2 separate regions of the Homo sapiens genome follow, and region 1 is linked to region 2. A link is an interaction called in ENCODE POLR2A ChIA-PET data of the cell type or tissue named here. Cell type or tissue: A673. All regions are shown on one strand. Each heading gives the region's core, and the rest is flanking DNA. Links, peaks and the distances in the headings are about the cores only. Region 1 overlaps ZDHHC17 (zDHHC palmitoyltransferase 17). Region 2 overlaps NAP1L1 (nucleosome assembly protein 1 like 1).

Region 1 (2,933 bases), core at 305-2,804, 720 kb before region 2:
GGCATGGTGGCAGGTGCCTGCCATCCCAGCTACTCAGGGGGCTGAGGCAGGAGATTCACTTCAACCCAGATCGTGCCACTGCACTACAGCCTGGACGACAGAGCAAGACTCTGTCTCAAAAATAAATAAAAATAAAAATAAAAAAAATTAGCCAGGCTTAATGGCACACACCTGTAATCCCAGCAACTCAGGAGGTTGTGGTGGGAGGATCACTTGAGCCTACAGTAAACTGTGATCACACCACTGCACTCCTGGGCAACAGAGCAAGATCCCATCTCTTTAAAAAAAAAAAAAGAAAGAAAGAAAAGAAAGAAAAAGAAAACTAATTCCCCCTTGATTCTTTATCCCACAGCTTCAAATATTCACCAAGTCGCAATGCTTCTTTTCTCAAAATAAATCCGTCCCTTCCTCTGTATTAATATTATCACAAATGGTCTACCCATATTACTGTCCCTATCACTCCCTTACTTAAAATCCTTAAAATCATACATATAAGGGTAAAGAGAGGACATTTCGGCAATCATACAAAATCCTTCATGAAGTGGTCCCAGTTTGCTTTTTCCAGCTTTAGTATCCACCATTCCCTTCTACACATCCTACACATTTACGTACACCAGCCATTCCAAGAAGTCATGTACTTTTAAAAACCTCAGTATCTTTGTGCTCATGTTAGCTATTCTACTTAGAAGACACATCCCATCTCAGGCTCAGGCAAACCTTTAGAAATCACAATTCAATTCACAATTCAAGAGTCACCATAGCCTTCCCTGTCCCAGGCAATTAAATGACCTATTATGTGTGCCCATGCTATGCAAATAAATTATTACAGATGACTAAGGATGGTGAACAATAATTTTTTCAAGTTTACGATGGGTTTATCAGGACATAACCACCATCATAAGTAGAAAAGTATCTGGACTCACAATGGTTCAACTTATAATTTTTAACTTTATGATGGATTTAACAGACTATTAAATGCATTTCTGACTAATGAGTTTACTGGGATGTGGTCCCATCGTAAGGTGACGAGTATGAGGGGACTTCAAAAAGTTTGCAAAAAAAATGGAATCAAAAGATTAAAAATATAAACTTCACTTCTCAACATAAGCCCCATCAAGTTCAAGACACTTTTGTAAATGATGATATCATCTAGTCCAACCCTAAAAAACTGAAGGTCCTGGCAATTTAACCAAGTTAATGCAATATTTTTCATATTATTACCTGAAAAAAATGGGTGCCCTTTAAAGATGTTTTAAGATTAGGGAACAAAAAGAAGTTAGAAGGAGCCAATTCAGAACTGTAAGGTGGAAGTCTAATGATTTCCCATTGAAACTCACAAAACTGTCCTTGTTTGATGAGAGAAATTAGCAGGAGCATTGTCATAGTAGAGAAGGACTCTCTGTTAAAGCTTTCCCAGGCATTTTTCTCTGCTAAAGCTTTGGCTAGCCTTCTCATAATAAGCAGATGTTGTCATTCTTTGGCATTCCAGAAAGTCAACGAGCAAAATGCCTTAAGCATCCAAAATTCTGTTACCACAACCTTTACTCCTGAATTTTTGCTTTTGCTTTGAGTAGACCACTGGTAGCCATTGCTTTGACTGTGCTTTGTCTTCAGGATCGTACTAGTAAAGACATGTTCATCTCCTGTTACAATTCTTCAAATAAATGCTTCAGGATCTTGATTAAAAACTCTGCTCCTGTCTGCAGCCAATATGTATGCAAGGGTTTTGGCACCCATCTCGTGGAAAGTTGGCTCAACTTTAATTTTTCAGTCAGAATTGTATAAGCTGAACCAATTGAGATGTCTATGGTGTTCGTTACTGTTTCTGCTGTTAATCTTCCACCCTGTTCAATTAGGGCATGAATAAGATGAATTTTTTCCTCACAAATTGATGTCGATGGTCTTCTGCCACCAGCTTCACCTTCAACATCATCTTATCCTTTCTTAAAACAAGTTATCCATTTATATACTGCTGATTTCTTTGGGGCATTGTCTCCATAAACTTTTCACAAAGCATCAATGATTTCACCATCTTCTACCCGAGCTTCACCATAAATTTGATGTTTGTTCTTGTTTCAATTTTAGTAGAATTCATGTTGCTCTGATAGGGGCTCTTTTCAAACTGATGTCTTATCCTCCTTAATGCCTCAAACTAGATATGGTTTAGACATGTTACAACTAGTTAAAAGTTTATTTTGGTGCAAAAAAATTTTTGAAATCCCTGTATAGTTTTTTCATAATACCCATTTTCCATGAACTTTTTGAAATCTGTATATGTTGTGTGGTGGTATATGTGCTAGTTTAGTTTAGTACTGTTGCTCTAATAAATCGCCACAAATTTAGTGGTTTAAAACAACACAAATTCATTATCTTATAGTTCTAGAGGTCAGAAGTCGAAAATCATCACTGGACTAAAGTCAAAATGTCAGTAGGGCCACACACTCTGCTCCCTCCAGAGGCTCTAGGGGAGAATCTGTTCCTTGCCTCTTCTAGCCCTCTGGCATAATCAAGGCAAACATTTTCAAATCTCTCTCCACTGTTTTTACATTGCCTTCTCCTCTGTGTATATGTTCAAATCTCCCTCCACCTCCCTCTTATATGGATATATGTGATTACATTTAGGGCTCAGCTAACCAAAATAATCCCTCCATCTCAAGATACTTAATTATTTCTGTAAAAACTCTTTTTCCTGATAAGGTAACATTTATAGGTTCCAGAGATTAGGACCTGATATCTTTGGGAAACCATTATTGTGCCTATTAAAGGATGAAAATAAAAGTGGAGAAGTGAGAAGAGATAAAATCTGTATTCCATGGTGATACGGTTTGGCTCTGTGTCCCCATCCAAATCTCATCTTGAACTGTATTCCCCAGGTGTTGTGCGAAGCACCTGATGGGAGGTGATTGATCATGGGGGCGGTTTCCACCATGTTG
Region 2 (2,933 bases), core at 212-2,711:
AGAATATTAAGGTACCAGATGACTCAGCTTTTCATTTTTAAGCCGGATGGAAGTTAATTGTGAAAAGACTTCAGAACTTGTATTAATAGCTTCAGCTTTTGTTTAGTAACATTTTCTTAACAGATACAGAACTGTATCCTCAGTGACCAATATTGATATTTAAAAATCTGTATTGGTTATCCTGGCTGTGTGTACATCATCTAGTAATTGAATTATTATCAGAAGTAAATTGACCTCAAAAAAAGTAATTGGGAAAATTAAGTTTATGGCACTTTGTGTAATAACTGTATTGATGATGAAGAGAAGGTTAGTACTGTAATTTGTTTTGTATAAGTCTAGTGCATATTTGGATTGAGTATGTTTTTAAAAAGCCATTGAAAACCACATTTTGTTTGGCTTTAGTTACAGTCTTTGACTGTCCCAACTATTAACTTTATTAACTTTATTCATACACATAGAAATACATTACACAAGCATCAAACATAAACATTCAGATCACTCACTTCATCTTTCTCCTGGGCCTAAAACTGTCAGTATATTTGCAGTTTTCTGATATGTGTTGTCTGCATTCAGAGGACTGTCAAGAGTCATAGATAGGCATCTGAATGAAGCTTTGAGCTTCTTAAAATGCAAGGTGGGTGAAACACAGGATACCAGGAAGAGAAAGGATATTGTTCATATAGTTGTGGCAGTGGCCTTGAGAACTGTCTTGACTAGAGATAGATTAGGAATCTGAATTATTCCTGAACATTGGGTTTTCCTTTAGTGTATTCTCTTTAGCTTTCCCTGCCCGTCTCTACTCATTAGATATACCAGCAATTTATGGGCCAGTTAGGAAAACTTCATGAGATTGGATTGTCCTATTAAAAAAGCATAATACATTTTCATAAAATCCTTCTTTCGATGCCCTTTTTTTTTTAAAGCACGTCAGCTAACTGTTCAGATGATGCAAAATCCTCAGATTCTTGCAGCCCTTCAAGAAAGACTTGATGGTCTGGTAGAAACACCAACAGGATACATTGAAAGGTACAGCTTTTCCATAGTCCTTATTTATCTTTCTATAATCAACGTTGCAGGCGTATCTATTTTTAAGACCATCTAGGATTTAGATATGCAATAGTGGAAACCTATTGTCTGTTAGTATCCAGTATAGGATTATTAGAAGTTTAAAATTGTGCTTAGTACCACCTGTTTGCATTGGTCTTTTAAAGTTTATTTATTGTGGTTCAAGTTTATAGGAAGTGTACTGATCTTGAGCATTTCAGAGATTTGTTTAGAGGTATGTTAGAAATGCACAGAATTAGAAGAAATACAGATTTCTTATTTCACTGATGACATAAATCATTATTAATAGCATGAATATCTTACTCAGCTTACACATTTAAAAAACTTTTTTGTGATTTTAAGATCCATTCAGTTACTGTCTATATGTTAATTATAGTTAGTAGCTTCTAAATGTTGCCTAGTTCTCTGTGGTATGTGTTCGCTGTGTTTTATTATCTGCTTTTCCTATGATGGACTTATTTATCAACACAAATTCTATTGTTATAGACATCTTTGTACATGTCCTGTAAAGGAACTGTGTGAGAATTTCTTTGAGATGTGTGCTCAGCAGTGGGATTGCCACCTACATAGAGTGTGGAAGCCTTTAAGTATTAAACTTCTAGCATGATTTCCAGAAATACTGTACTCAATGCAAGAAGATAGATTCATCTTCATGTCTGCCAACAATTGGCACCATCCAGCTTCATAGTGTTTTTGTTTTTATTTTTAAATCAGTCTAAGAGGTGTGGACTCATTTTGTCTTATTTGTATTTTATGATTTCTAATGAGTTTTTAGCTTTTCTACATAATGCTTGAACCTTTTTCGTTGCCCATTGGTACCCTTTTTCCACTTTCTTGTTGGGATTGCAACTTTTTTTTAATGCTTTGCAAAAGTCTTTGTATTCCAAATGTTATTCCCTTGTCAGTTTTTAGACATTCTAAATAATGTGTCATTTCTACAAATTTATCCATGGAGTCCTCTGGTAAACAGTTAAGTTTTATTTTAGTAAAATATTTTGCCCTAGGGCTTGTACTTTTGAAACTTTTTAAGAAGTCCCTCCTGGTTTCTGCTACATTTCGTATTGAATAGTTTCACCTTTTACATTTAGGTCTTAAATCCCTTTAGAGTCTACCTTTGTATTAGTTGTACGTAGGCTTCCAGTTCCTTTTTTTTCTGCCTCATTTTTTGAGCCAGGTTTGTTTGTTTGTTTGTTTATTTATTTATTTATTTATTTATTTATTTATTTATTTATTTTGGGTCCTCCTCCAGTGACATGAGCTAGTTTTTTTTTTTTTTTTAAACACTATTCACTAATCAATCCATTGTTCCCCCATTTAGGTGTACCACCTACCTTCATTGCATATCAAGTTGTAAACACCCGTGTTTGTCTTTGAGCAGCACTCTTATGTTTTATTGGTCTTTGTCTCTTGTCATTGTCATACTTAATTACTATGACTTTATAGTTGTCTTAATATTTGGCAGGGCAGGTTGCATCCTTTCATACTTCTCCCCCAATCATCCACATTTTTGACAGTTAAGTTTACCAGGGTTGTCAACAAGCAAAAAAACCTTAAAACGTTGATAGGAATTATATTGCATTTGTAGATTTACAGAATTATATCTTTTAATATTGTCTCATCCACATACTTCTAATTATTCAGGTCACATTCTGTGTCTTTAGTTTCAAAGTTATCCTCATAGAGTCTATTGGTTAAGTTAATTTCTGTATATTTTGTGTGGCTGTTGTGAATAGCATCTTTTTTGTATTTTCTGTTTGGCTGTTCTTGATTTACAGAGGATTGCTGTTTTTTTTTTTTTTAAGTTGCTCTTGTATCCAGTAACTTTGCTAAATTTATTGTAGTAATGTGTTCTGTTTTGCCCCCCAGTC

What was found. Peaks named below come from ENCODE experiments on the same cell type or tissue, not always from the same donor. Only the 100,000 strongest peaks of a DNase experiment are listed, where the experiment ranks them.
Region 1: POLR2A ChIA-PET joins it to region 2 with 5 read pairs; 2 of 35 experiments call an interaction of 5 or more read pairs at or near these places.

Annotation. Positions count from the first base shown.
Region 1 is chr12:76,783,484-76,786,416 of GRCh38, reverse strand. The region is part of intron 1 of ZDHHC17 (zDHHC palmitoyltransferase 17); the gene reads right to left. Among named protein-coding and RNA genes, the nearest start is that of ZDHHC17, 21 kb to the right of the region's middle. In A673, for the core only: no CTCF peak of the experiment used is centred there; no DNase peak of the experiment used is centred there.
Region 2 is chr12:76,065,464-76,068,396 of GRCh38, reverse strand. NAP1L1 (nucleosome assembly protein 1 like 1) reads left to right here. Exons shown (of 15, transcript NM_004537.7): 4 at 924-1,026. Among named protein-coding and RNA genes, the nearest start is that of NAP1L1, 18 kb to the left of the region's middle. In A673, for the core only: no CTCF peak of the experiment used is centred there; no DNase peak of the experiment used is centred there; H3K27ac peaks cover 607 bases.